Linked DNA regions of Homo sapiens: region 2 is linked to region 1. Evidence: read pairs that join two places in POLR2A ChIA-PET (ENCODE). Cell type or tissue: MCF 10A. All regions are shown on one strand. Links, peaks and the distances in the headings refer to the core of each region. The heading gives the core; the rest is flanking DNA.

Region 1 (15,586 bases), core at 12,965-15,464:
TTCAGTCTGGTAAATGGGGAAATGCTGGGATTTCACTTGGCTAATTGGTCATAAGGTCCTCATGAAGATGGTCCAGAGAGTGATGTAACAGCCAATAGGTGAAGTATAGCACTTGAAAAGACACAAATAAAGAACTGCAATGCCTTCCCAGATCCTTATGAATTCCATTAGTCTCATTAAGGCCATTCAGACTGAGGTTATCGGCTTGTGTAATGCTCGGCCTAGAGATTCCACAAATCTGAAGCTGCCTAAGGCCCCAGGCGGGAAGACTGGGGCATAGGCAGCTGGACAGTGCTAGAGGACATCTGCCTGGAATAAGGGCAACAGTCAAGATGTTATGAAAACACTTTGCCTGTGTGCTGCACCCATGTCACATCCCTGTATCCTTTCAATAAATGCCTTTGCTAAATGGAATGTGGGTATCTCATTTCTTCAGCTTTCAGAAATATAATTAAAACAATCTGGATTGGAATATCCAAAAGGAGATATCCAATAGACAGTTGTTTAGTGTATAAGTCCAGAGCTCATGGAAGAGGTCAAGCTGAAAATATATACAGTGAAGTTATCTCCTGTGCTTAGTTAACTTATATTAACTCTACTATATGCATTTGGCAAAAAACAAAAACATATTTTTCTTATAACATGGCCGCTAAATGCAAGCCAACAACTTCATCTGGCGTTTAACTAAAGAAACAACCTTCTGTTCCAATAGCGGAGGAAAACTGGCTGTGTAGGATTTCTTGATTGATAGTATATACATTCAAAATCGTGTATACAGTATTTTAGAGGAAATTTTAAAGATTTTCAAAGATAATTTTAACTCGGTTTTATTTTTGCCTTTCACGCTGACTTTAGATTCTAACCCCCTCAGAACAAGTCAGTCCCTGTATTTGGGTGTCATTGATTTACAGGTGATTGCAGTTCTGGTCACAGAAGAGGCTATTCTGGGGAGAGTACATAGAGTGAGAGAAGAAGAGACCTGGGGGTGAAATCTTAGGGAACATCAATATTTGAAAAGATGCTCAAATTCTAAAGATTCTTTTAGAATTAGGAGGGGCATGAGGAAAGACTAGTATCATAAGAAACCAAGAAGAGAATTTTCCCGAGAGTGGTTAACTGTCAAAAATAAAGCAAAGAAAATCAAGGAAGATAAGTGCTAAGAAGCAACCATTGGCTTTGGAAATTAAGAAGACACTGACGACCTTAGCAAAAGCAGTTTGGGTGTTATGATGGCGGATGCCTCTCTAAAAGAATAAGTAGCCCTGGCACAGTGGCTCACACCTGTAATCCCAGGGCTTTGGGGGGTCAAGGTGGGCAGATCACGAGGTAAGGAGTTCGAGACCATCCTGGCCAATATGGTGAAACCCCGTCTCTACTTAAAATACAAAAATTTGCCGGGTGTGGTGGCAGGTGCCTGTAATCCCAACTACTCGGGAGGCTGAGGCAGGAGAATAGCTTGAACCTGGCAGGTGGAGGTTGCAGTGAGCCAAGATCGCGCCACTGCACTCCAGCCTGGCTGACAGAGCAAGACTCCATCTCAAAAAATAAAATAAAATAAAAACAACAAAATGTTCAGAGTGGCAAGGAAGTGGAGACTTCAAGTTTTCTATGAAGAGAAGGAAAAAGGGTAGCAGGTAGGGAAGAATAAGAGCCAAGGAGTGTTGGGGTGGGGGGTACTTTTGTATTTCACATTTTAAATGGGTGTGACTTTGATCCAGTTTGTAGGCCAAGCACAAGAACCAGAAGAAAAGAGGAGATAATTGAGACAACACAGCCCCTGAAGAGACACAGGGTGAGTCCCAAGTACTTAGTTGTATTAACTGGAAGAAGGGCAAAGGAGAAAGATGTACTGGAAATAGATGCTTTGTGTTTGAGAGGAAAGAAATGCCAGAGAGAAAGGATTGAGGAAACTTCATTTCTGATAGCTTCCACTTTCTCTGTAACATGGGAAGTAAGCACAGCCATTTTCCTTTTTTTTTTTTTTTTTTTTTTTGAGACTGAGTCTTACTCTGTCGCCCAGGCTGGAGTGCAGTGGCGCAGTCTCGGCTCACTGCAACTTCTGCCTCCCAGGTTCAAGCAGTTCTCCTGCCTCAGCCTCCCAAGTAGCTGGGACTACCGGGGCCCGCCATCACGCCTGGCTAATTTTTTTGTATTTTAGTAGAGATGGGGTTTCATCTTGTTGCCCAGGCTGGTCGCGAACTCCTGAGGTCAGGCAATCCGCCCGCCTTGGCCTCCGAAAGTGCTGGGATTACAGGCGTGAGCCACCGCGCCTGGCCAAGCACAGCCATTTTCTAAAAGTGGGGAAGAGGGTGATGGGTGCACCAAAATGTCAGAAATCCACTACGGAATTTATCCTTGTAACCAAACACCACCTGTTCTTCCAAAACCTATTGAAATTAAAAAAATAAAATAAAAGTGAGGAGAGGGGCTTAGAAAACAAGTAAACTTTTAAAATAGATTTGAAAGAGGAGAAGCTGAGAACAGATATATAGGATTTGAGAGTATAGCTAAGACTGGATTCCTCTGTTTGTGGAGGTCCTAATTCCTAAATTTTATGTGACTGTTTTTCCCAGTACCACTCATTCTGGTTGGGAGAAAGAGTATAAAAGGGAGATGAGGCTGGGCGTGGTGGCTCACGCCTGTAATCCCAGCGCTTTGGGAGGCCGAAGTGGGCAGATTGCCTGAGCTCAGGAGTTTGAGACCAGCTTGACCAAAATGGTGAAACCCCGTCTATACTAAAAATATATAAATTAGCTGGGCATTGTGGCAGGCGCCTGTAATCCCAGCTACTTGGGAGGCTGAGGCAGGAGAATCCTTTGAACTCGGGAGGCAGAGTTTGCAGTGAGCCAAGATCGCGCCACTGCACTCCAGCCTGGCGACAGAGTGAGACTCCATCTCAAAAAAAAAGAAAAGAAAAAAGAAATAGAGAGTGATAACTAGCAGAATAGGAGGACATGTTTGGAGAGGAGGAGACTGATGTTGAAATTACAGATATATCAGTTTGTTCCAGTTGGGCACAAAGCTCAGAGATCAATCCAAGCTGAGTTGCCGATATAGAGAGGCAGTAAAGGCCCTAACCATTGAATAGGCACAGAACTATGAGAGTAAAGTAGTGGAAGGGTCATTCATGGAGGCCTTAGGGTGAGGTTGAAAGACAATGAGCCAAGAACCAAAAAGTCTAAATGAATGTAGAGGATTAAGAAAAAGATGGTGATGAGGAAGGTAGAAAATAATACCAAGGGCGACATGCAGTGGCTCACACCTGTAATCCCAGCACTTTGGAACCCTGAGTTTCACTCGCGTCCATGTGAAGAGACCACCAAACAGGCTTTGTGTGAGCAATAAAGCTGTTTATTTCACCTGAGTGCAGGTGGGCTGAGTCCGAAAAGAGACTCAGCAAAGGGAGATAGGGGTGGGGCCGTTTTATAGGATTTGGGTAGGTAAAGGAAAATTACAGTCAAAGGGGGGTTGTTCTCTGGTGGGCAGAGCGGGGGTCACAAGGTGCTCAGTAGGGGAGCTTTTGAGCCGGGATGAGCCAGGAGAAGGAATTTCACAAGACAGTGTCATCAGTTAAGGCAGGAACAGGACATTTTCACTTCTTTTGTGGTGGAATGTCATCAGTTAAGGCAGGAACCAGCCATCTGGATGTGTACGTGCAGGTCACGGGGGATATGATGGCTTAGCTTGGGCTCAGAGGCCTGACATTCCTGTCTTCTTATATTAATAAGAAAAATAAAACAAAATAGTGGTAAAGTGTTGGGATGGTGAAAATTTTTGGGGGTGGTATGGAGAGATAATGGGCGATGTTTCTCAGGGCTGCTTCGAGCAGGATTAGGGGCGGCGTGGGAACCTAGAGTGGGAGAGATTAAGCTGAAGGAAGATTTTGTGGTAAGATGTGATATTGTGGGACTGTTAGAAGAAACATTTGTCATTTAGAATTATGGGTGATGGCCTGGATACGGTTTTGTATGAATTGAAAAACTAAACGGAATAAGAGAAGGAGAAAAACAGGTATTAAAGGTCTAAGAATTGGGAGGACCTGGGACATCTAATTAGAGTGCCTAAGGAGATTCAACATAGTCCTGTCAGCAAAGATTATTTACTTACTTCAAGAGTTAAGAGTGGCAGTTTGGGGATAGCACCAGGAGATATCAGCTGTGATGGCTTGGAGAAACAGTGTAAACCGGCAGTGTAAACAAGAGCAGGGCATGTATGAGTAGTTGAAAACGGTGAATAGGAGTATGACTAGACAGAAGATAGTAAGGATGACAAGTTTTTTTGGGGCACAGTCTAAGTTAGTCTGGTGTCTGGAATGAGACTGGGGCCTAATAAAAAGGAGCATCTATACAGGAGCTCAAATGGGCTGTACACTGTAGCATTCTGAGGACAGGTCTGACTCTGAGAAGGGAAAGTGGTAAAAGTATTGTCCAGTCCTTTTTAAGTTGGTGGCTAAGCTTGGTGAGGTGTGTTTTTAAAAGACCTTTAGTCCGTTCTACTTTTCCTGAAGACGGAGGACCATAAGGGATATAAAGGTTTCACTGAATACTAAGAGCCTGAAAAGCTGCTTGGCTGATTTGACTAATAAAGGCTGGTCTGTTATCAGACTCTATAGAGGTGGGAAGGCTAAACTGAGGAATTATGTCAGACAGAAGGGAAGAAATGACTGCGGTGGCCTTCTCAGACCCTGTAGGAAAGGACTGTACCTATCCAGTGAAAGTGTCTACCTAGAGTAAGAGGTATTTTAGTTATCTGACTTGGGGCATGTTGAGTAAAGCTAATTTGCCAGTCCTGGGTGGGGGCAAATCCTCAAGCTTGACATGTAGGGAAGGGAGGGGGCCTGAATAATCCCTGAGGAGTAGTAGAATAGCAGATGGAACACTGAGAAGTTATTTCCTTAAGGATAGATTTCCACGATGGAAAGAAAATGAGAGGTTCTAAGAGGTGGGCTAGTGGCTTGGACTATAGCGTAGCCTGCCTTTGCTGGTGTGTGGCGATTAGCCCTGGTGGAACTGCCATCAATAAATCAAGCATGATCAGGGTGAGGAACAGGAAAGAAGGAAATATGGGGAAATGGGGTGAATGTCAGGTGGATCAGAGAGATACAGTCATAGGGGTCAGGTGTGGTATCAGAGAGATACAGTCATAGGGGTCAGGTGTGGTATCAGGAATAATGTGGGAGGCCGGATTGAAGTCCAGGCCAGGAACAATGGTAATTGTGGGACTTAACGAAGAGTGAGTTCAGCTGAAGGAGCCAGGGAGCAGAAAGTATATGCATCAGGTATGAGGAAGAAAATAGATTTTGGAAGTTATGAGAAATATAGAGAGTAAGTTGAGCATAGTTTGTGATTTTGAGGGCCTCTGAAAGTATTAGGGCAGCAGCAGCCGCTGCTCGGAGACATGGTGGCCAACCTAAAACAGTAAGGTCAAGTTGTTTGGACAAAAAGGCTACAGGACGCGATCCTGGTCCTTGTATAAGAATTCTGACTGTACAGCCCTGCACTTTGGCTGTGTGTAATGAAAAGGGTTGGGATGAATCAGGGAGAGCTAGAGTGGGGGCAGTCTCTAAAGCTGTCTTCAAGGAACGGAAAGAGGAGTGGGGAAAGTATTTAGGATCTACGGGGTCAGCTAGGTTTCCTTTTGTGAGTTTATATAATGGTTTTGTTAGGATGGTGAAACCAGGTATCCAAAGGCGAAAGTATCTAACTATGCCTAGGAAGGAAAGCAGTTGTTGTTTTGTAGAAGGGGTTGGGGTTTGAGAGATCAGTCGGACAAGATCGACAGGGAGAGCACGTGTGTTTTTATGAAGAATTATGCCGAGGTAGGTAACGGATGGAGAAGAAATTTGAGCTTTGGAGGGGGATACTTGAGAAAGAACTTGGCTGAAGTAATGAGGGCTGTCCTTGAAATCTTGTGGCAGCACAGCCCAGGTAAGCTGCTGAGCCTGATGGGTGTCAGGGTCAGTCCAAGTGAAAGTGAAGAGAGGCTGGGATGACAGGTGCAAAGGAATAGTAAAGAAAGCATGTTTGAGATCCAGAACAGAATAATGGATTGTGGAGGGAGGTATTGAGGATAGGAGAGTATGTGGGTTTGGCACCATGGGGTGGATAGGCAAAACAATTTGGTTGATAAGGTGCAGATCCTAAACTAACCTGCCAGTCTTGTCTGGTTTTAGGACAGGTAAAATGGGGGAATTGTAAGGAGAGTTTATAGGCTTTAAAAGGCCATGCTGTAGCAGGCGAGTGGTAACAGGCTTTAATCCTTTCAAAGCATGCTGTGGGATGGGATATTGGCATTGAGCAGGGTAAGGGTGATTAGGTTTTAATGAGATGGTAAGGGGTGCATGATCGGTCACCAAGGAGGGAGTAGAGGTTTCTTATACTTGTGGGTTAAGGTGGGGGAATACAAGAGGAGGACGCAAAGGAGGCTTTGGATTGGGAAGAAGGGCAGCAATGAGATGTAGCTGTAATCCAGGAATAGTCAGGGAAGCAGATAATTTAGTTAAAGTGTCTCGGCCTGATAAGGGAATGGGGCAGGTGGGGATAACTAAAAAGGAGTACTTATAATAGTATATGTAAGTTGGCACCAGAGTTGGGGAGTTTTAAGAGGTTTAGAAGCCTGGCCGTCAATACGCACAACAGTTACGGAAGCAAAGGAAACAGGCCCTTGAAAATAAGGTAATGTGGAGTGAGTAGCCTCCGCATTGATTAAGAAGGGGACGGACTTACCCTCCACTGTGAGAGTTACCCGAAGCTCGGCGTGCGTGATGGTCTAGAGGGCTTCCGAGGTGATCGGGCAGCATCAGTCTTCAGCCGCTAAGCCAAGAAGATCTGGGAAGGAGTCAGAGAGCTTTGGGCCAGAGTTCCAGGGGCTCTGGGAGTGGCTGCCAGGTAAGTTGGACAGTCTGATTTCCAGTGGGGTCCCGCACAGATGGGACGTGGCTTAGGAGGAATCCTGGGCTGCAGGCATTCCTTGGCCTGGTGGCCAGATTTCTGGCACTTGTAGCAAGCTCCTGGGGGAGGAGGTTCTGGAGGAACGCCTGGCTGCTGCGGTTCAGGCGTTTGGAAGTTCTTGTGTGCTGGAGATGTGGCTGGGGTTTGTCTCACAGTGGAGGCAAGGAATTGCAACTTTTTTCTATTATTGTACACCTTGAAGGCAAGGTTAATTAAATCCTGTTGTGGGGTTTGAGGGCCGGAATTTAATTTTTGGAGTTTTATTTAATGTCAGGAGCAGATTGGGTAATAAAATGTATTTTCAGAATAAGACGACCTTTTGACCTTTTAGGGTCTAGGGCTGTAAAGCGTCTCAGGGTTGCTGTCGAACGAGCCATGAACTGGGCTGGGTTTTTTATATTTGATGAAAAAGAGTCTAAACGCTAACTGATTTGGGAGAGGTCGGATAAAGAAAAAGGAGCATTAACCTTGACTATGCCTTTAGCTCCAGCCACCTTTTTAAGAGGAAATTGCTGGGCAGGTGGGGGAGGGCTAGTCACGGAACGAAACTGTAGGCCGGACCGGATGTGAGGAGGGGAGGTGATAAAAGGATTATAGAGTGTGGGAGCAGAGGCTGAGGAAGAATTGAGACCTAGCTCGGCCTGGTGAGGAGGGGAGAGGTCAGATAGGAAGATTAGAAAGACTCAGCAACGCTTGGGGTTGGGGCTGAGGGGACAGGTGAGAGGGAAAGAAGGAAGATTTTGGATGAGTTGCAGTGGGAACAGAGACTAGAGAGGGACCCATGTGTAAAAGAATGCCTGGACGTCAGGCACCTCAGACCATTTGCCCATTTTACGACAAGAATTATTTAGATCTTGTAGGATGGAAAAATTGAAAGTGCCGTTTTCCGGCTATTTGGAACTACTGTCGAGTTTGTATTGGGGTCAAGCAGTATTGAAGAAGAAAATAAGACGCTTAGATTTTAGGTCAGGTGAGAGTTGAAGAAGTTTTAAGTTCTTAAGAACACAGGCTAAGGGAGAAGAAGGAGGAATGGAAGGTGGAAGCTTGCCCATAGTGAAGGAGGCAAGCCCAGAGAAAAGAGTAGAGACACGGAGAAGGGGTGGGAGGGTTCTTGCCCTCCAGAAAAGCAGAGAAGGGGTCGGGGCGCAGAGATACGAGGTTGGGGTGGGGAAATAAGGGATCGGGGTGCAGAGATATAAGAGGTTGGGGTGTGGAAATAAGGGATCGGAGCGCAGAGATATAAGAGGTTGTGGCGTGGAAATAAGGGATTGGGGTGCAGAGATATAAGAGGTCGGGGAGTGGAAATAAGGGATTGGGGCACACAGATACGAGGTTGGAGTACTTGCCCCTTCCCCAGAAAAGCGGGACTTGCCGCTAAGGGTGAAGGAGAAGGGGTTGGGGGTTTCTTGTCCCCCAGAAAGGCGGAGAAGGGGTAGAGACACGGAGAGAAGGGGTTGGAGTACTTGCCCCTCCCCCAGAAAAGCGGGACTTGCCGCTAAGGGTGAAGGACCAAGGCAGGCATCCCTGCGTGGTCTGACACCTCTGAAACCTGGGTGAATAATCAGAGAGGCGTCCCTGCCTTCCCGAGTCCGTGACCAGCGCTGGGGTTTTGGGTCCACGGATAAAACATGTCTCCTTTGTCTCTACTAGAAAATGAAAGGAATTGAAATTAAGAGAAGGGAGAGATTGAAGTGTGGCACCAAGATTGAAAGGAGAAAGAGGTTGAGAGATAGGGAGATTGGAGAAGAGAGTAAAAAGAGGCCGCTTACCGGATTTGAAATTGGTGAGATGTTTCTTGGGCTGGTCCATCTGAGGACTTGAGGTCGTAGGTGGACCTTTCTCATGGATCAAAGAACAGGAGGACAGGGGATTGATCTCCCAAGGGAGGTCCCCTGATCCGAGTCATGGCACCAAATTTCACTCACATCCCTGTGAAGAGACCACCAAACAGGCTTTGTGTGAGCAATAAAGCTGTTTATTTCACCTGGGTGCAGGTGGGCTGAGTCCAAAAAGAGTCAGCAAAGGGAGATAGGGGTGGGGCCGTTTTATAGGATTTGGGTAGGTAAAGGAAAATTACAGTCAAAGGGGGGTTGTTCTTTGGTGGGCAGAGTGGGGGTCACAAGGTGCTCAGTAGGGGAGCTTTTGAGCCAGGATGAGCCAGGAGAAGGAATTTCACAAGACAATGTCATCAGTTAAGGCAGGAACCGGCCATCTGGATGTGTACGTGCAGGTCACAGGGGATATGATGGCTTAGCTTGGGCTCAGAGGCCTGACACTGAGGCTGGCGGATCACTTGAGGTCAGGAGATCTAGACCAGTCTGGCCAACATAGCAAAACCCCATCTACTAAAAATACAAAAATTAGCAGGGTGTGGTGGTGGGCACCTGTAATCCCAGCTACCTGGGAGGCTGAGGCAGGAGAATCACTTGAATCTGGGAGGCGGAGGTGGCAGTGAGCTGAGATCATGCCACGGCACTCCAGCCTGGATGACAGAGCAAGACTCCATCTCAAAATAATAATAATAATAATAATAATACCAATGGGTTGGTATAGAGCTCAACAGAAGAAAAATTTTACATAATAGGCAAACAAAATGGTCTGGAATCGGCACATTGGCACTCAGAGAATATCAGCAATACCTCTAGGCTATAAGGAAGGGAGTCAGGCTAGAGTAAACTGGGGATCTCAAGGAGACCTGTTTCAAATAGGTGAGTTCATGTCATACTGGCTCTCTGTGCAAAATGGAAGTGTTAAGCCAATTAATATTCATTCATTTGTTTCAAAAACACATCAAGAATATAACATATGCCAGGCACTGTGCTAAGTGCTAGAGATACAGCAATGAACAAGACAAGCACTGCTCCTGCCTTATTGGAGGTTAAGTCTGTACACAAGACCCTCCACAAACAAGCAGAAAAAAATTTTGAGTCTGAACATGTGATGAGGCTGTTTAGATCTGGTTGTTGGAGGAATGCTAAAGGCTAAATCCACCAAAGCTTTCCCAAGAGTAAAGATATGCATACAATCTGGCAGGCATTGATATTGATAATGTTGATAATGTTGATAAGCCTTCTCAGGTCTTTAAAAAAGTCACTGATAGAGTTGTTTACTAAAAAGCAAACACTAGTATATTGTATCTTTAGGGATTATTTACATTACAACAAGGCACAGAATCTATTGATATGGAAATCAGTTAAGAACGCTTTAATAGCAAAACAACCACAGAACTGTATAATGTTCTTCCAAAACAGAATACCTAAGAACCACATGAAAGTTAAATTTAAATGTTATATGTATGCAAGATGGAAAATTTCCTAGACGCTTTTAGAAACACTATTACAGATTGCTATTCTGAGTACCAAATGATAAGAGCAGTGAAAAGAACTACAGATGAATTATAGGTAGATAATATGTGACAACTGCACGTAAATTACATGTAAGATCATCTTTCTTTTGACACACCAAAAGCTTTACCCAATAAGAGTATTTTCAATTACAATTAGTAAATTTCAGACAGAAACATTCAACTATTTAGATCCACTTTGAAAAAAGTTGTCTTATATCGCCGTGTCTACAATCAGTGTATTAATAAATTTCTATTTTAAAAAGCACAATATACCAGGAAAATAAAATGTAAGCAATGTCAAGTAATCAGAGATAACACTTTCCATGAATAAATGTAACAAAATAAGGTATAAAATTGAAAACAAAAGAAAATCAAAACTTTAAAAAATGGATTATAATGTGCTGTAGAAGATGGGAGAGAATAAGAAGGAAGAAGAAAACATGAAGCAACAAAAACTTATCACAAGATACCGTATTCCTAGAGTACAAGAATGTTCAAGCCTCAAATCCTGAAGCCAACAGTCCCTTTTAGCCTTCTTAGCACATCCTCACAACCAGAGGCTTCAACATAAGCTTTTAGGGCCCAGTAAAGCCTTTGGGAGGCTTGCCACCTTGAATTTCACTGTGGATAAGGCTCAGTGAACAAATACCAGGCTGAAAAACAAGCTGACCTTCCCTTAGGAAGAAGGCTTTGGCTTAGGATAGATTTAAAGATTTCAGTCCTGTGTTTGCTTCCCCAAACTCCACTTGATTGTGCCAGAGGCCCACTACCTTCCTGGTGCTTTGCAAATTTTGTATTGGAACCATTTATCTTAGAGAATATATACCTCCCAGAAAATATTAATATGTCATAAAATAAGTTTTCTTCTGTCTTACATGAAATAAGATCAAGGATCTAGTCCCAGAGAAAACATACTTCAGCAGGGTGTAAATAATGATAGCCATGTAGTCATTCAACAACTGCTTACTCAGTAACTACTAAGTGCAAAGCACTTTGAGCAAAGCAGCATAAAGATAAAATTCTCGGTCACAAGCAATAGAAACTAACTGGCTAATTTTAGCAGAAAAGGAATTTATTGGCAGAATAACAAGTAGCTCATAGAATCAACAGGAAGACTGAAGAACAAGGCTAAAAACAAAAAAAAAAAAGGCAGGAGCCAAGGGCAGTCAGACAGCAGGAACCACAAGGTCACATCCAAGTTTGGTTAGGATGCTGCTTCTGCTGGCCCTGCCACAGGTAAACATACTGCCAGACAATGTGCTGGAACCACTGCCACTGGGAATATATTTTAACCATTCTTTCCCATTTGCGTGATTCATTTTAGAATTAAGTCCCCAGTCTGATTGGCCAAGCCTAGATTTCTTGCTCATGAAATCCAGCTGCTGGGGTTGGGAAGAAGGACTATTTGGCAAATTTGACTTCTGGAGAGAGAGTTAGGGTCCTGCTACCTACCAAGACTCACAAAATGTGGAATTGCTCTCAAAGTAGGAAACAAGTTTGAATGCTCAACGGTCAGAGAAACTTTTTTTTTTTTTTTTGAGACGGAGTTTCGTTCTTGTCGCCCAGGCAGAGTGCTATGCCAGGATCTTGGCTCACTGCAACCTCCCTCTCCCAAGTTCAAATGATTCTCCTGCCTCAGCCTCCCAAGTAGCTGGGACTACAGGCACACGCCACCATGCCCAGCTAATTTTTGTATTTTTAGTAGAGATGGGGTTTCACCATGTCAGCAAGGCTGGTCTCGAACTCCTGACCGTAGGTGATCCACTCGCCTTGGCCTCCCAAAGTGCTGGGATTACAGGCATAAGCCACCGCACCCGGCCTGGCCAGAGAAATTTTAAATGTTCACTTCAATCTGTAGTTTGATCACAAAACACATACTCTTTTCCCTGTACTTCCCCAAAGAGATGCTACGGCAATCGCTGCTGCAAGTTGTCAGCACACCATATTTTGAATTTTATAAAGTCCTCCTAACCTACCCATTCCAGGTTTCCTTACCTTCAGCTGATGAAAGTTATTTACACAATGGGGCAATCCTCCTGCTGTATGAGATTGTAGGCATCTTCAGCCACTGGGCCTGGTTAAATAAGCAGGTATGCCAAGGAATCTCCTAGTTCATACCCTTCCCTGCCTCCATTATATATAGCATTCGTATTTTCCCTTGATAATAAATATCAGTCATCCCAGCCAAGACTGGAATCTCTTTCTGGGCCCATTTGCCCCAGATGAAAAGAGCCAGAATGACCTGGTGGAAACCTAAACTTCTTATTCTAGTACAACCATTTTTGTGTCCTCTGGAAGCTTCACTCATCTTCTAAACCACAAATAGCCAGAGTTGGGAGAACAGAAGCCAATATTATATGAATGGGCATTTGGAGTAATTGTGAGAATCTTCATGCCCATTTTCAATCCTTGTTTACTTGACTCACTTACAGGAAAAACATCATCATATATGGTTGCTGGCTCAGACCATACTGCAGAATCATAATTCAGCCTTACGAGGTCTTTTTCTCCCAGCTGGAGTTGTAACTAAAAATAGGCTGTTCATATTCTATAAGTAAACTTATTGCTTCTGTTGATGAGATGTGTCATAAGACAAAGAATTCCTGTGGGCATTAGCACGCTGCCTTACTTTTTTCCCTCTGTAATGTGAGTTCCTTCGTCAGTAGCAAATGAGAATCTATGACAATTTATGAGACATTCAATAAGCCCACAGTGATGGGTGAGAAGGGGCATGGTGGGCAAGAAAGACATATTCAGGATAGGTATTTATTCGAAATAGGAAATCAATGCTTCTTCCATGATAAAGGTCCCATGTAGTCATCTTGCTAGCAGGCGTTCACCTTCACATTTATGGTGCCACATCAGGGGGTTTAGGATTGAAAGCTACAATTGACAGACGAGACACTCATTATGGCCACATAGGTCAGCCTTAGAGAGAGGAATTCTCACCAAGAGAATTGGGCCAAAGTATCACTTCCATCTCTGCCACAAATAGATTATTTACCTATCACTGAGGTAATTGGGGAAGATTATCTGTTATCCATAGAATAAGTCATCTTACCTACCTTCCGCAGTAGGGATCTTTTGATGACCATTCATGTGGGGCACAAATAATGACATTATCTGAGTCCATTCTAAGAATCCATCCATAACCTTTTTCTCAAGGCTTGTTTCCAATCAGGCAAGTTCAATCTCTCTCTCTCTCTCTTTCTCTCTCTCTCTCAATCTCTCTCTCTGTCTAGTGATGGGGTCTCACTAACTGTATTGCCCAGGCTGGTCTCAAACTCCTGGCCTCAAGTGATCCTCCCGCCTCAGCTTCCCACGTAGCTGGGATTATAGGCCACTGCACCTAGCCAAACAAATTTTTGACCAAAGAACATAATTTGAATCAATGCAGATCTTTACGTCAACTCATGAGTCCATATAGGTAGGCCAAGGGTGGGTCAGAAGTGTTGTGGAAATTTCACCATGGGAATTTAAGCGACCTATTCAATATACTTGCTTATACCTTCACCACTTAATTCTGGAGTGCTGCTGAGGACTTTGTGGCTTGGCATATCAGGTAAACTGTTTTGCAATAAGCAGCTAAAGTCATGTGATCAGCTAGTTTCCTAATGATCAGGCTTTCTGCTCCTATCCGGGTGATTAGCAAGCTAAGAGCCATTTCTCAAAAGGATAATAGTAACTTGGCAACGAGTACATGGCTTTCCTCCAAATCATAGGGGCCTCTGTTGTGATTCTTCTTAGGATTTTCCCACAAGTTCTCTATAGTTGCCCAATCTGCCACAATCACTCGTTTATCTAGAGAGCTTTCCCTTGTTCTGAGCTTCAACAAATCTGGCAGCCTTTCATGGTAAATGGTAAATGGTTTACAAACCATTTGGGGCAGCATAATCTCCAAAATCTAAAGAGATTAACCAAGTATTATGCCTTTTTTCTTGGCGATAGAAGGCAAGGCATGGTGGTTCAGGCAAGGCATGGTGGCTCATGCCTGTAATCCCAGCACTTTGGGAGGCTGAGGTGGGATGATTACTTGAGCCCGGGAGTTCAAGACCAGCCTGGGCAACATAGTGAGACCCCCATCTCTATAAAAATAAATAAATAGAAATAAAAAATATAAGGCATAAGATAAAGCAACTTTTTTTTAAACTGTAGAATGATGTGGCAGATTATATTTTCCAAGATGGCCACAAAAAGATGTTCCATCTCACATACTTTATTTTATTTTATTTTTATTTAATTTAATTTAATTTTATTTTATGTGATACAGGGTCTCACTCTGTCACCCAGGCTGGAGTGCAGTGGTATGATCATGGCTCACTGCAGCCTCAACCTCTCAAGCTCAAGCAATCCTCCCACCTCGCCGTCCCAAGTAGCTGGGACTACAAGTGTGCACTACCATTTCTGGCTAACTTTTTATTTTTTGTAGAGATGGGGTAACACTATGTTGCCCAGGCTAGACTCAAACTCCGGGGCTCAAGTGATCCTCCCACCTCAGCCTCCCAAAGTGCTGGGATTACAGATGTGAACCACTGTGCCCAGCCAGTCACATACACTTTTTAATATGTGATGTTGATTCCCCTACTATTAAGAGGTAGGGTTGATGTTCCCCCTTCCCTTGAATCTGGAATATGGGGGATATGAAGCTATATGACTTCCAAGTCTAGGTCATAATGAAACCACCTTTGCAAATGTTATAATAGTGAGAAAATTATAACAGTGAAAGAGATATAACCTAACCAACTCCATCTTGCCTTTAACCTCTAAGCTGCCATTGTTCATTCCTGGGCACAGGCCAAACTAACTTTGGAAGAAATTTAGTTTATAGTTTAAGTTTGAAACAAAGATGATAATAGCACCTCCCCAAAACAAAGTCCCTCTTTGCCTGGGAACCAGACCACCTTTGTAAACTGATAAATTTTAGTCATAAGATTAGAAATTATGGCTCTGGAGTCATGCAGCCAGGAGCCACAAGATCACTAACCTTCCCAATTACTACTATAGTTAACATTACTATTATAAAACTATGTGTCAGTCTATTCTCACATTGCTATAAAGAAATACCTAATGGCCAGGCTTGGTGGCTCACATCTGTAATCCCAGCACTTTGGGAGGCCAAGGCTGACGGATCATGAGGTCAGGAGTTCGAGCCCAGCCTGGCCAACATGGTGAAACCCCATCTCTACTAAAAATACAAAAATTAGCCAGGCATGGTGGCAGATGCCTGTAATCCCAGCTCCTTGGGAGGCTGAGGCAGGAAAACAGCTTGAACCTGGGAGGCGGAGGTTGC
Region 2 (15,586 bases), core at 5,529-8,028, 69 kb after region 1:
CTTCTACATTTATTAGTTGTAGACTCTGTACTAAAAGCCGGAACATTGGATAATTGTACTCAAAAGCAAAATGGACAGAGAGGGCTAAAGCTAAACACTCTGCATGCATTGTTTCGCTAATTCTTATAAAAGCCTGTAAAGTAAATACTATCTATATTTTATTGAGATATTTTAAACTTCTGTGATTAATACGAAAGTACTGATATATAGATATTACACCACAAATAGACATTCAGGATAGAACACTCAAGAATATTCACAGAGAGAAGGAAGCTTCCAACAGGGCCAGAATTAACATTTCCTTTATGTACACCTGATAAAAATATTTCTGCTTTTAGGTATGTGTATGTCCGTGTGAATTTAACCAGTCCTTTAATGATGTTAATCCAGAAGCACACAGCATATATTAGGTAGTTAAATACACATTAACTGCTTAGATAACTTTATACCAAAGTTCTCAGCTGACTTCAACTTAACCAACTTGCCAGATTCACAGACGCTCTCCGTTCCCTCTGTGAACCGAATTTTCTGATATGCACAGCATGCTGGGCACTTGAGGGCAGTAACTACTCTCCAATGTATCCAAGGACTTCTGCTCCCACTTCTGCTGTTATTTACTAACCAAGAGTCTGTTGTGTTTGTTCCCAGGCCTGTTTGGGTTAATTAGACTTGTGATTGTAGTATTTTAATTAATTAAATTAAGCATATTTTAATTAAATATTATGAAAATTGTCAAACTAGATGAGCAGAAAAGAGTATAGTTGTTGTTCTGAAACAGAGTTGAATGCTCTGGAAAGTCTCGATTTAAAAAAAAATGACTATTACAATAGGTGTTAGTAAGAAAAGTTTAAAAGACTGGAACAGGAATCATAAAAACCCCAACATGGTCTAGATTAAGAATGTCTGAGAAATGTCTGATTCACTTTAGATAAATTGAAACTGGAGAGAGATGTGTTATGGATGTGATTTATGCAAAAAAGACTTCAAAATACAGATTTATACTAGAATAGAGGGGAGGTCTTGACTCTACATTTAAATATTGTCAAATGAATTTGCATGTGCCATGTTATTATAGTTTTTAGAATTTGGGACTTTAACCAAATATTTTTATTAATTGGCTCATTACTGGTTTTGGTCTTATCAAATATGAGCTTCTACTGTAAAGATCTCATTCTACAATCATTCCTAATTAAGGTTTCTGTATCTTTAAAAAGTCTCAAGTTAAACAACCATTTTAGATTCTGTAAAAAACAAACAAACAGACAAAAAATCTGTAGACCCAACTGACCACTGCAGCCAAGCTTCTGGTTCTCCGAACAGACAAATGGAGCACAACAGCCCCCTACCAGTAAGATGACACCTAAACAAGGTTTATATGTGCTGAACATCCCTTAGGAATGGCAGAAAACATTCTGGGACTTTATATGCAACTTTTATATCATATGTTATATGGTGCATATTATTTATAGGTTAAAGTTTCTATTGAATTTCTGTATTTCAGGAATGGCTACCATTTCTTTTGAATCTCTCTAAATACCTAATACTGTTCCCTGCTTTTCCTAAATTAGACCTTAAAAAAATTAGCTGAGAAGACAATATATAATAGTTCAGTACTGCAGAGGCAGAGAGTCCACAGCCTGTCTAGCGGTGTACATCTGTAGCCCTTTCCTCTTCTGACATGAGCTCCAGCTTTTATTTGGCTTCTGGCTGGAACTGCTACTTTACCACCGATCTAGAGCAGGGCAAACTGCCGCTGTTCATCTCGTAGGCACTAAATAAATATTTGTGGGTGACCTTTTTTTTCTTCACTTCGGAAAAATATTAAGGAGCTCAGATGACATCTAATATCCAGGACACAAAGACCACACTCAGCAGCTAGACTGCCCCTGTGTGTGCAAGGGGGGCCCAAGAGGGAAGGGGGAGGTAGACCCAAATGACCCCTACTGTGCTCTGTCCTCCAAGTAAATCTGTGGTACAGAATCAGTCTCTCCCCGCAAGGGCTGGACAACCAGCCTCACCCTTTCAGCTGGCAAATGCAACTGAGTACAAAAGCATGGGCATCAGAGCATAAATAGAGCAGCGTCATGTCACATCATGTCACATCGACTTTGGTGGAGTCCCACTGTTGGCTGAATCTAGTCCTGACTCCTCAGGCTGACATCTGAGCCCAGAGACTCCATGCCTGCAGTCCACCTTCCTAGCTCTGTCTTACGACTCTCATACGGATACATCATACTCCAGCAAAATGGGAACCGCTCTTCTCAGATACGCCCTTGTTTTTACCCGAATTGCCTGCCCAATCCCACTCAAAACAACCCCATTTTTGCCTATTAAAATCTGACATCACTTTTCCTTGAAGCCTTCTTTGACTTCTTTAACCCATGGTCATCTCCCTCCTTTGAACCCCGCTGAGCATATTCTGACCCTTTGTGCTGACTTTTTGCCGACCTCCTTACCCTCCTTGGGGGCAGGTACTAAGTTTTACTCAATTTGAATTTCCTCCAGTACCTTGCCTAGTCAGCACCTTGCACATAGAAGGTGTTTGACCTTTAAATAAATGTTTGATAGCTGTTAGTTGAATTATACGAGTTTTTGACTCTAGAACCAAGTAGTGTAATGCTGGAAGAGTTTAGGAAATATTTTTAGGAACTAAAAGATACATAGATTTGGAATGAAAATGTTCTACTCTAACCATGAAATTCTCTGAGCCGAAACATAATTCAGATAGACTATTTGACTTCCAGAGATGCTTCTTATGTATGCTATAAATAGGGTTAGTGTTTATTCCAAGGCAATTTTTATTTATTGGACACAAGGAAAAATATTATTTCTTTCTCTTGACATTTTACAATTTCTGTCTTCAACAGTTTTGACTCACATTGTTAATCTAATTTATTACTAAAATATCAATAGTCTTTTAAAATTATTTAAGATTGTGTCTACATTTTTGGCAGTTAGTGGTCAAATACACAATCCTAATGCTTGAGACTTCAAATAAATACAGGGAACTACTCCTTATATGAAAGGCTTTTCTATAATTTATTATTGATACATTCTATAATGATGTATATATTTCCTCCTTGCTTTTCTGCCACAGAGTTGGGTGGCAGGCAGCTGAACAAGCACTAAAGAACTTTCCCTATTAACTTTATTCTGCTGTTCAGGATGGATTGTGACACTGACAGCATTATGGATCACTCAGCATCCTTCCCTCCCCCTTATTTTTTCTAGTACTTTGTTCCCTTAAGGCTGAGGGCATTTCAAGGTGGGTTCAGTGCATTAAATATGTGTGTGGTCTGACTACAGTGCCAGGATGGTATACACTAATGATCTCATTCCAGATTCTGGCTTCATTTTTATCTCTTGTGTGTGCAGTACACTCAGCTAGATCATGATCAGCAGACACATTCCCAATTCCACTCATCTTGCTAATTTCCACGTGTGCCATCCAAGCCAGTGTATTTCTTATGTTTGGAGGCAATTTCCCTTAAATGTGGCCATCAAGTAAGATTTTGAGCATCTAAAAATGAAACAAATGGCTTAAAACTACAATGAGACAAAGAAATACATTTTGTTGGCTTCAGAATAATAACTGGACTTTACTGCTTAAATGAAAAACTGCTGGTCTATGGTGATAGGAGAAAACACAGTTACCTCTCTCCAAAATTCTGGCCCAACAATGACCTATGAAAGAAAATCTTGTTCTAGCCTGTCATACTCAAATACTTTTAAACAAATGACTGGAAGTTCTGAATGATATATAAAAGGTGATCAGTATTTCTTTGGCTCAATGCCCCTTTGTATAAACATAGGAATTCAAGTCTTTAATCCGTCTCTTTTGTCACCTTGGGGTTTGCAGAGCTCTCATAATACACTGAGGACTTTATGTTTGCAATTCCTTCTGCCTAAAATGTTCTTCCCACAGATGTGTACGTGGCTTGCCCTTTCATCTCCTTCAGGTCTTTGCCCAAATGTTCCCTTCCTTCTCAGTGGGAGGTTACATAGGGGCAAAGCCTATTTCTATCTTCCCTCCCTGCTTCATTTTCTCCATAGCACTTATGACCACCTGAATGATTATATATTTTTGTTTATAAACTGTCTCCCTCCACCACTTGAAGCTGCGTGAAGGCAAAAGTTTTTGCCAGTTTTATTCAATGCTGTATGCCTAGCCCCTAGAAGATTCCTGGCTCATAGTAGGTACTCAATAAGTATTTGCTAGACAAAAATAATGAATTCAGTTTCTTTCCCCCTTTATTTTCTCCAGCCATCTTTCCAAAACATAAATCTGATCATGTTACTCTCATGCTTATGAACATTCAATAGCTCCCCCTTACCTACAGAATACAATTAAAATGCCTCAGGTTGGCATACAAAATCCCAACCCACCTCTCTACTCTTTCCTCTTAGCATTCATCTCCCGCGACCTACAAGCCAGACACACGGAACCCTTGACATTGACCAAAACTGCCCTGCATCTTCCATCTCTATGCTTCTGTGCACACTGCTCTTTTCACCTACAGTGTCTTCTCTACCATTCTATCTGAGCAACTCATGATTAGCCATCAGCACCCAGGTGAAACTTGGGCTCCTCTGAAAAGCTTTCCTCCTCCATCCCAGGCAGAGTCAACTTGTCCCCTCTCTGGGCTCCTAGTTTTATTATATTTATTATGTAGTATTAAACCACAATGCCTTTTACACCAATCTAATAGCATGGATGACACAGGGATACAGTTATCTATGCATCTTTCTTCTACTACAAATCTGTGATATTTTGCATAGTAGTTAAGACACAGTTGGTGCGTAATCCCCCTTCCTTCATTTATTCTCAGCCATGCCTCAAAACTGAGTCTGCTCCAGTTATGACATAGAAACTCTTCAAGAACTGGAAACATCTGATAATAATCTTTGAACCCTGGTAGGTTCTCTAGAGATTGACTGCAAGGTTTTTGAACACAATTTTGAATGAATAATGGATGGATGGATGGATGCATGGATGCATCCACCAGAGGCCAAAGTTCTAGGTACTTTCTTATGTTACCTCCCTTTTTGGAAATACTACTTTTATGCATAACTGCTTCATTACCATTCTTTCTTGCATGTACAGTCGTACCCTCATGTGCCCAATTAGACGATTCCACATGATTTGGGGGACGTAAATGATTAATTGAAGACACAAGTGATTAACTCTGGAGAGCTAAATGTTACGTATAAAAAATGAAAAAAAGAAAGGTTCATTTGAGGCCAGACTGAAAACCTGGACAAAAAAGTTAAAGATACTGTGTACAAAGCAGCAGCCTGCAATTTTTTAACTTCTAAATGTATTATTCGGTCTTCAGGGAATAAACAATGAGCAAAGAAAGTTAGAGTTGAATGCACTGGAAATTGTTTCGTACTTGATTCTGAAAAAGGATTAAAAGGACTTGACATAGAATGAAGTGATTTTATCAAGGTAGAGGACACTGTGGAAGAAAGGTCATTGAATGTAGCTGAATATACAGAGACTGCCATAAATCATGTTAGCAATCAACACATCCAGTGTTCTATGCCTACCAGCAGTGGCCCGTGTTTGAAAGGAAGGTGTAAATCCCTCATCCAGCACCAAGTTTTGCAATCCTATGCAGTAAAAAAGTTCCTTTCTAAGCCCATGCAGGGATCAGAATATGACCATAGTGAATAGTCCCCATTTTATTCTGGTTATTACATACATGGGATGGGAAAAGCAACAGCAGCCACAGTGCAGGATCAAGTGACAGCAGCCTTCTGGATGTTCCAGTGGTTTCCACATATGAGACATGGAGTCTGTGGCCCTTGAAGGTCCTTCTCTCTAAGTATCTCATCTCCTACCACTCGACTTACTCAAGCAGACTCCTAATCCAACACTTGGAACACAGAAACTACTCCCTTCTCATCTACCATTCCCGAGCTCCCGCTGAACCCATCCTCTTTATGACTTGCTGGATCTCACCTTGAAAAAACAATAAGATATTTATGGCAAAGAATGCCAGTTTTCTTCACTACCTTGTCTTCTTCCTCATAATAATAGAAAGCCCAAGTTTTATCGGGGCACGTAACTTGCTCAGATCAAAGGCTACATTTTCTTGCTTCCCTTGCAGTAAGATGTGGCTTTGTGACGAAGTTCTGACCAGTAAGATGGGAGCAGAAATGGCATATACAATTTCTAGGTTGTTTCTATAAAAGGAAAGAGTATGCCATTTTGCTGACCAGAATGTGGGCATAGTGACATTGTCCTGAACCATGGGGATGAGAGCAAAGCAGCAAGATAAAAGGAGCTTGGGCTGCTGCTGACTTCTCAGAGCACAGATGCCCACGAGCTCAGCCTGAAATATGAGAGACAGAGGACTTTGATTGTGTTTAAGCCACTGTTATTTTGGATCTCTGGCACAGCAGCTAAACCTATAGCCTAACTTAGACAGTCCTTCACAAGGTGACCTGCCCACCAAACATCTTTTTCCATCCTTGTTTTACAACTTCTTCCGCAGTCTCCACCCTTCATACTCAACTCTCTGTGCACATGGAACTTCTTACCTTTTCCCAAGCAAGGCACTCTCTTTTATGCCCCTGTCTGTACATGCTATTCCTTCTGGATCAATATCTCAATGTGTCAAGCCCTCATTCAACTTCCAAGGCCCATCTTAAATATAGGACTGTTGGTCTTTTTACAATTACAGATAATTGTAATTATTTGTTTTACCTGTCTATGTAGTGTATTCTCTCCTTGACCCTCTAAGTTCACTCTCTCCCCTTCTCCATCCCGCTGTGTGCCCTGTGGGGCTGATGTCTACGGACCTTACAGCCCAAACCACAGTCCCTTGCCCTCTGGCTTCCAGGTGGATTTGGCCAATGGAAGTTGGGAGATGGGGAGGTGGGGAGAAAAAGATGTTAAGGTATTTATTTTCCCACCTTCCTCTCAGCCAGGCCACAGTTTGGTAGGTTCTGGATTTCTGGAACCTGGATAAGGCCACAGCTCCTCTCCAGCAGCCCTGGCCCATGGCTGTAGGTCTCACCAGGCTGGCCCAGTACCAACTTCTTGATATTGCTGGTCTCTGGGTGTTTCATCACATCTGTGGTTTTCTTAATCTTAGCCATTCATTTATAAATGTTTCCACAATTAAGTACTCTTCAAATTACCTTTTTGAGTGTGCCATCTATTTCCTTCTGGGACCCTGACCCATACTATGCCTCATTAGACTGTCACTAGACTATGACAAACTTGAGGTTAAAGACCAGGACTAAGATGTTTTCCATCCCACTGTCAAGTTCAGCACCTAGCTCATAGTTTTTGCGTAATAACTCTTTGTAGAGTAAAAACTATTTCTGTCCATTCAAGATTCTTACATAATGTCCCAAAGAAGAGGACTGTTGACTTTTGGCATACAGTTTAATTTACATAAATCTACATTGTGAATTGAAACTCTCACCTTAATTTCAAATGAATGTAAAATTCTTTTCTCTTTTCTTTTCCTCTTTTCCTTTTTATTTTATTTTTTTGAGACAGGGTCTCATTCAGCCATTGCCCAGGCTGGAGTGCAGGGGCACAATCACAGCTCACTGAAGCCTCAACCTCCCAGGCTCAGATAATCCTCCCACCTCAGCCTCCCGAGTAGCTGGAACTACAGGGATGTGGCACTACACATGGCTAATTTTTTGTAACTTCTGTAGAGACAGTGTTTTGCCATGTTGCCCAGGCTGGTCTCAAACTCCTGAGCTCAAGTGATCTGCCCACCTTGGCTTCCCAAAGTGCTGGAATTACACACGTGAACCACCACACCCAGCCTTTCTCTTTTCTTACTTACGCACTCATGTATAAGCTAAATTTCACTCCAAATATTCACTCCATTTATTTCTTCCAGCTTGTTTCATTTGCTTATCTGATATCTTATATTAATATCTTCTAGTTAGCTATATCTTCATTTAAATTTTTGACCAAAAATATTTAGCCAAGAGTCAGGAACTGAGATCTGTGGAGTACCACTGAAGACTCTCTTCTGGCTGACATTAACGTATGAATCAACACTTTCAGTACTTTTGTTCCATTGCTTTGATACTATTTTGAATGGATTGTTTTCTTAATTTAATTTTAGAATTGTTCATTGCTAGTTCGTAGAAATGACTGATTTTTTATATCAATCTTATATCCTGCAACTTTGCTGAACACGTATTAGTTCTCATCCGTGTGTGTGTCTGTGTATGTGTATTCCTTAGAATTTTTTATATTCAAGATCATGTCATCTGCTAATAGAGATAGTCTCTTCCTCTACAATCTGAATGGCTTGCATCATCTCTGGATCTACCAAGTAACTGGCATTGCCTCCAAAATGGTCAGAATGAAAGAGTTGGAAAATGGTTTGTTGAAAAAAAAAAAATAGTTGTTTACTTGATGTTTTGTTGGAGGGAAAAGTAGCTATATTCCTCATAAGGCTTTCACAAATATTACTTTCATTCACTTATAGTTTTATTAGAGAAAGCAGGGGACACCTAAGGATGTAACTCTCAGTAAATCTACAATGACTTTTTTTTTTTTTTTCAGATGGAGTCTTGCTCTGTCACCCAGGCTGGAGTGCAGTGGTGCAATCTCGGCTCACCGCAACCTCCACCCCCTGGGTTCAAGCAATTCTCCTGCTCCAGCCTCCCTAGTAGCTGGGATTACAGGCATGCGCTACCACGTCCAGCTAATTTTTGTATTTTTAGTAGAGATGGGGTTTCGCCATGTTGGCCAGGCTGGTCTTGAACTCCTGACTCAGGTGATCGGCCCACCTTGGCCTCCTAAAGTGCTGGGATTATAGGCGTGAGCCACCATGCCCTGCAAGACCAATGACTTCTTATATGGAATTTTAAAAACCTGGCCAGAGGGCCGGGTGTGGTGGCTCACGCCTGTAATCCCAGCACTTTGGGAAGCCGAGGTGGGTGGATCATTTCAGGTCAGGAGATCAAGACCAGCCTGGCCAACATGGTGAAACCCCATCTCTACTAAAAATACAAAAATTAGCTGGTCATCATGGTGGGCACCTGTAATCCCAGCTACTCGGGAGCCTGAGGCAGGAGAATCGCTTGAACCTGGGAGGCAGAGGTTGCAGTGAGCCGAGATGGCACCACTGCACTCCAGCCTGGGCAACAGAGTGAGACTCGTCTCAAATAAATAAATAAATAAATAAATAAATAAATACCTGGCCAGATAATAAAGATCCCATTATGCAGGGTATAGTAGAACAGCAAATTTTACAGTGTGGATTCAAATTCCACTACTTCATAGTTATGTAACCTTAAGTAAAATAAGAGAAACAATACCTGTCTTCCATGACTGCTATGAGAATAAAATAAAAATAATTGATATAAAGGGCCTGGAACCCCAGTGCACACCTAAGTTTAGCCTCCTACCTTCCACCTTTATTTATAAGAATAAATGATTCTTGCTTAATTTGCATTCTCATATTCATACTATGTGAACCACCAATGAGAAAAGATGCTTCATTTATCTTATGGTGATTCTTAACCCCCATCTCTAAATTAAAAATAAACCCTAAGAATAACCCATTCTCTAAGAAGGGAAATAAACTTGGATTGTGTGGAGTCGTTAAGAGATTACATAATTTAAAGGGAGAAAAGTGCTATAGAGAGGATTCTAGACTTCAACATGAAAACTGAATAAATCCTAGAGCTGCATGCGGTTTACCTTTGAACTGAGCTGTATTTAAAGAAGCATAATCCTGATGCCAAAATGAATTTGTTTAAATCTGTTATTAATCTCAATCTTCCAAAGGAGAATTAATTCTCAGTTTATGGAACCATGTCTCCAGATCAGCTTCCCTTTCGTTTCCAATTCTCTCCCATCCCACAGCTATTCTAAAATCTTCTAGTCACCAAATCCTAAAACACCACTCTATGAGAGCCCACAAAATGGCCTGCCCATTTTCATTCTATTAAGATCAACCTAACTTCCTTGGCTATAGCCTTCTCCTTTATTCCTTCCTATCTACTGAGTCTTCTTTCTTCATATGCACTCTCCCAATTCTGCAGCTCAAAAGATCCAGAAACCAAGGTAGCAAAGTATTCACCTTACAGTGAGGAAGAAGAGAACACTTACACATTAACAAATTTTATCCTGATAATGCCACGTGAGGATCTCTTATGCCTTCTTCCACCCTTCTTGCCTTGTCCTATATCTCCTTAAATTGGAAGTTATCTGAAAAAGTCACAGTTGAGTCCCATTTTTAAATTTTATTTATTCATTCATTCCAAAATATTTATTGAGTACTTTTACACACTGATAATTCAAGCCCTTGGATGGAAATTTCATAAGACTTATAATTACAATCTAAGCTCTTCTATTTTCTCCATTCTTTCCTTCCAGCTTCTTCTAAGGGGCAGCTGAAGGCACCAATAGCAGACAATTAGTTAACTGATTGGGAAGAGGAATATGCTGTCTTCCTGTGCCTCAGTAGAATTCTTCAACAGAATGTGCACAATTGGAACTAGAACAAGCTGAAAATTTGACAATTATCTCTGTTATCTGCTGCAGATTATAAACACATAAGAGTTATCTCTGGCTTAACTTGCTTTTAATTTCCCATTAAAGTTGCCATCCACCCTCTTTATTTAAGTACTATGTTGGTGTGATGGTTAATTTTATATGTCAACTTGACTGAGCCATCAGGTGCCCAGATATTTGGTCAAATATTATTCTAGGTGTGTCTGTGAGGGTATTTTTGGATGAGGTTGATATTCGACTCCGTAAACTCAGTAAAGCAGATTGTTTTTCCTAATATGAGTAGCTCTCATTCAATCAGTCGAAGGCCTGAACCAAACAAAAAGGCTCACCCTCCTGTGAATAAGAGGGAACTCCACCTGCCTGCCTGCTGAGGTGGGGCATTAATCCTTTCCTGCTTTGGGACTTGAACTGAAAAATGGGCTTTTCTTAGCTCTCAAGCCTGAAGGCCTTCAGACTAAGACTTATGCCTTCAGCTTTCCTGGTTCTCAGGCATTCATACTTGAACTGGAAGCACACCATCAGCTCTTATGAGTCTCTAGCTTGTCGACTGCAGATCTTGGGACTTCTTTTTTTTTCTTTTGAGACAGAATCTCGCTCTGTCACGAGGCTGGAGTGCAGTGGTGCCATCTTGGCTCACTGCAACCTCCAACTCCCTGGTTCAAGTGATTCTCCTGCCTCAGCCTCCCGAGTAGTTGGGATTACAGGATTACAGGCACGTGCCACCATGCCAGGCTAATTTTTGTATTTTTAGTAGAGACAGGGTTTCACCATGTTGACCAGGATGGTCTCAATCTCCTGACCTCGTGATCCATCCACCTCGGCCTCCCAAAGTGCTGAGATTACAGGTGTGAGCCACTGTGCCCGGCAATCTTGGGTCTTCTTAGCCTCCATAATCAATGAACCCATTTCTTATAATAAATAAATTACATATATATAAATATATAAGTATTATACAAATATTAAATATATAACATATCTCCTATTGGTTCTATTTCTGTGGAGAACCCTGACTGACATGGTTGGTTACTATAGGCCTTGTTTGTTCTGGGACAGCAGAAGCTCTAAAAGGAGGTGTTAAAGACAAAAATTAGTTCTCTGTCCCTGGAATAAATGGCACCAATAAGTTACATATTTCATGGCTTCAGGCTAATAGAGACTGTAAAATGTTAAGACTAGATCAATGGTTCTCAATTTTTGTTGCATATTATAATCACCTGGGATGTTTTTTAAAATCTGGATGCCCAGAGCTTACTTCAGACCAATAACATCATAATTTCTGTGAGAGACTCAAACATCAATTTTTTTTGAGGTTCCCCAGGTGATTCTAATGTCTAAACAAGGTTTAGATGGCGATGATCTGCTGGTGTCTTTCAAAAGTGATAGAGTTCATTCCTAGCCTAAAGTTGAAAGAAGAAAAGCAGGTAGTAGAAAGTAGTAAAGTTAATCAAGAAGAATAACTCCTGGTGTCTCTTGCTTTAGAAGCTGATAGAGCGATCCATTACCCATCTTGAAGTTTTGAAAAATCCCAGTTTACCCCAGTGGTCTTATTTAAATATAAGTAGAAAATGCACTTTAAAGTAATGTTTTGATGACCTTTTAACTTACTTATCATGTTTTTCCATGACTCTGACCTCTTTCATGGGTAATATGGAGTTGAACCACACAATTAACATCTTCCAGAACGCTGCACAGGTGAAAAACAGAAGACAGGCATGGTGGCTCGTACCTGTAATCCCAACAGCGTGGAAGGCCAAGGTGGGCGGATCACTTGAGCCCAGGAGTTCAAGACCAGCCTGGACAACATAGTGACACCCTGTCTCTACAAAAAAATACAAAAAGTTAGCTGGGCGTGGTGGTGGCACCTGCGGTCCCAGCAACTGAAGAGATTGATGTGGGAGGATCGCTTGAGACCAGAAGGTCAAGTCTGCAGTGAGCTGAGATCACGCCACTGAACTCCAGCCTGGGTGACAGAGTGAGACTCTGTCTCAAAAAAACAAACAACAACAAAAAAAGAAAAACCCAAAAAACAAAAAAAACACAGGGGCCACCAAGAAGGATCAGTCACCAAGTGCCCCATTGCATAAAAAGTAAAGTTTACCCTAAGCAGTGACTAAATACTTTGGAGAATTTTCATTCAATGTTTAAAACACACTGACCAACCACTTCTTAGTATGGCAGCAGGCTCCCCGGCTTGAGAGATTTGTAAGCTGAGACAAGGAGCTAAAGAGAAAGATAGAGAGAGGGAAAGAGAAGGAGGGTGGGAAGATACTGAGAAAGAAGAGATTGGGGGGAGAGAGAGAGACTAGTAGAGAGACTAGACAGTTATAGCTCTTGAGGGGCCATTAAGGCTCAATTCTTTTGCCATAGACCTCTCTCTCCATTCACTCAGCTCCTGTAAATGACTTTTATGATTTACAGGACAGAGGAGGGGCTATTCGTTTCCTGTGTATTATCTCGTTACTTACTAATATCTGAAACCAGACTGAGAGATGGCATAAGCTAAATAGGAGGAGGACAGGGGAAAAGTTGTAATTGTATGAACTTATTCTTTTGAATATATGTCTTGTTTGTTTTGTCAATGGGCTCATTTCATCCATTTTGTGTAACAAAAATATTACTGTAATTTATTAAAATTGTGAGGGAGTAAAATGCAAAGTTTTTTATTTTAACCGCTGAGAGAGGTCATCCTTAGGACTGATGACTCTCTAACATTTATTAGGAATCCAAAGTCTGAACTAACACACATCGTCATCTTCCTAGACTGTTCCTCAGCTAGTGTTCTGTCTGAAACTAACATTCCATCTCAGAAGCTATTCGGTGGAATCATGAGATGCTGTGTCTCTAGCTAGATCCGGCAGGGGCTGAAGAGATGGCATTTATAAAAATGCAGTTTATCACAACTTACATCTAATTTTAATGGAAGAGAGGGCAGTATAATGTCAGCTATCAATGAAATATAACATGAATGGGGACAAATTACAACAGCCCTCACTGGAGTTAGCAGGTATGAGTTGGTTCTTAACTGTTTCTGCTTGTATTATAAAAGCTCAGTCTAGGTTAAAAACCAAATTTTTAAGTGGCTTCAGAGAAAAGGCTGATGGGTTGACAAGAGCTATATACTCTGTAATTAATCACAGAACTCATACTTGGATGGATAAGAACTTGTTGGCCAAAACATGAAAATAACCATTTCAAAGGATCAGTACTTCTCCAGAAAGAAAGCAACCACCGTGTCATAGGGTAATTGTGCTTCAGAGGAGATATGAGGCAACTGGCTTTTACTCAGGTACATTTAGCTATCATATATAATACTGTATTTGCTGCCCTACTAGGCTTTCTTTATGAGAACCTTACAATTAAGGCTATAGCTTTTAGAATCTCTCTTCTAAAGAGCAAGGACAATATTTCTTTTTTATACGGTCTGGCTTATTATCTATATTTACACACATACAAAATATCTCAGAAGGACACCATTAGGCAGTTATCCAATAGTTTTCCTTCACCCTTCTTTATCCTAATTATTAAAACCTTGATTTTGTTTGGTTACAATGTGCCTAGGCCCTGGAAATAAATCATGATGTTTAAGACCCTAACGGTATAGCCATAATCCCTCTTGCTGGATATTTGTTTTCCCAGCTTCCCATGCAGTTAGTGGTGGCCACATGACTCAGTTTTGACCAACCAGTTTACAGCAACTCTCAAGGGTCTTTCTGGGTAATATTTTGGTTTCTGACAAAAGGAATAGGTACATATTTAAGGAGGTTTTTTTGTAGGGTGCCCCTTTCATTCCTCTTCTGTCTGAGACATTGATGTCAGGGCCTGGAGCTGAAATGCGTATATTGTATTGTTACCCATGAGGTGACAAGCATGACAGAAGATGAAGATAATGACAAAGATGCCGACCTAGAGCCCTGATATTGTTAAGCTACTTAACAAGCCCTAGACTCCTGCTAAATAAAAAATAAATATATTTTAGAATTAAACCAATGTTGATTGCGTCTTTGGATATTTGCAACCCAAAACATCTCAACCAGTACAATTCCTTTCCTTTCAGGACAAAAGTTTTTATTACCGTGTCACGTCATCCTGGAGATGATTCTCCTTCAGCTTGCATTTGTAGTATATTAATCCAGTTTTATGTACATTTTAAATAGTTGGTAACCTCCTCATGAAAAGAAATAGAAATTTCTTTCTGTGAAATCTAATAATTATTACTTAAAAGTGTTAACTAGCCCTGTGGCCATTACCAAGAATACTCACAGCACTGCAGTCATTTGCAATTAGGGATTCTGACAAGTGCTCTATTGGAAAGGTTGATACTATGAATACAACGATATTGTTGCCATGTTGATGAATGGACATCGTTGTATGTTTGCTCTAAGAAAGCAATTTTTTATTGAACCTTAAATTCTGCAGAGTGCTTTCACACATATTAGTTCGATTGCTTCTCACAACCTCACAAGGCAGATATTATTTTTAGCTCTGCTTTACAGATAAGGACACCAACACTGGGGAAAACTAAGTGATTGCTCTTACTAATTCAATTAATGACTGGAAGAACTTGGATTTAGATCAAATCCTATGTTCTTTCCATAATACCATGCCAAGAAGAACAGTAACTTAGAGAACTGTGAGGCTCTTGTTTTCCATCTTCAGGCCCAAAATCCCCAGATCTCATGATGCATTTTTAGTATATTACATTGAACTTTAGAGAACTTAAAATATATAATGTATTTGCCATATCCATAATAAATTATTAGCCTAAAAAGCAAAAACAATGTAAGTTATGGTAGACCTGGCTGAAAACAAATTTTGCAAAGCCCTAAAAGACACCAGAGTGATATATAAAGGTGCTCCTTCTCCTGGGACTTCCATAGTCATTTTTCTTATTATCTATTATTACTGGAGTCATAGTAGAATTAATATGTAAACTCATCCAGTAAAGAGACTTTATCTTAGCTATTTTTGTATAGCACAGTGCCTGCCACATAGCAGGCACAGTATAAATACTTATTAAATGAACAAATGAGTTACTGATCTAATCACTCAAAAACACAGAAACACTCTAATCTTTCTTCT

The links. Peaks named below come from ENCODE experiments on the same cell type or tissue, not always from the same donor. Only the 100,000 strongest peaks of a DNase experiment are listed, where the experiment ranks them.
Region 2: POLR2A ChIA-PET joins it to region 1 with 5 read pairs; 3 of 35 experiments call an interaction of 5 or more read pairs at or near these places.

The regions. Positions count from the first base shown.
Region 1 is chr5:81,946,943-81,962,528 of GRCh38, reverse strand. No RefSeq gene overlaps it. Among named protein-coding and RNA genes, the nearest start is that of ATG10, 17 kb to the left of the region's middle. In MCF 10A, for the core only: no CTCF peak of the experiment used is centred there; a DNase peak (open chromatin) is centred at 13,978.
Region 2 is chr5:81,870,037-81,885,622 of GRCh38, reverse strand. It overlaps LOC124901018 (a long non-coding RNA gene), which reads right to left. Exons shown (of 6, transcript XR_007058843.1): 3 at 10,103-10,201. Among named protein-coding and RNA genes, the nearest start is that of ATG10, 94 kb to the left of the region's middle. In MCF 10A, for the core only: no CTCF peak of the experiment used is centred there; no DNase peak of the experiment used is centred there.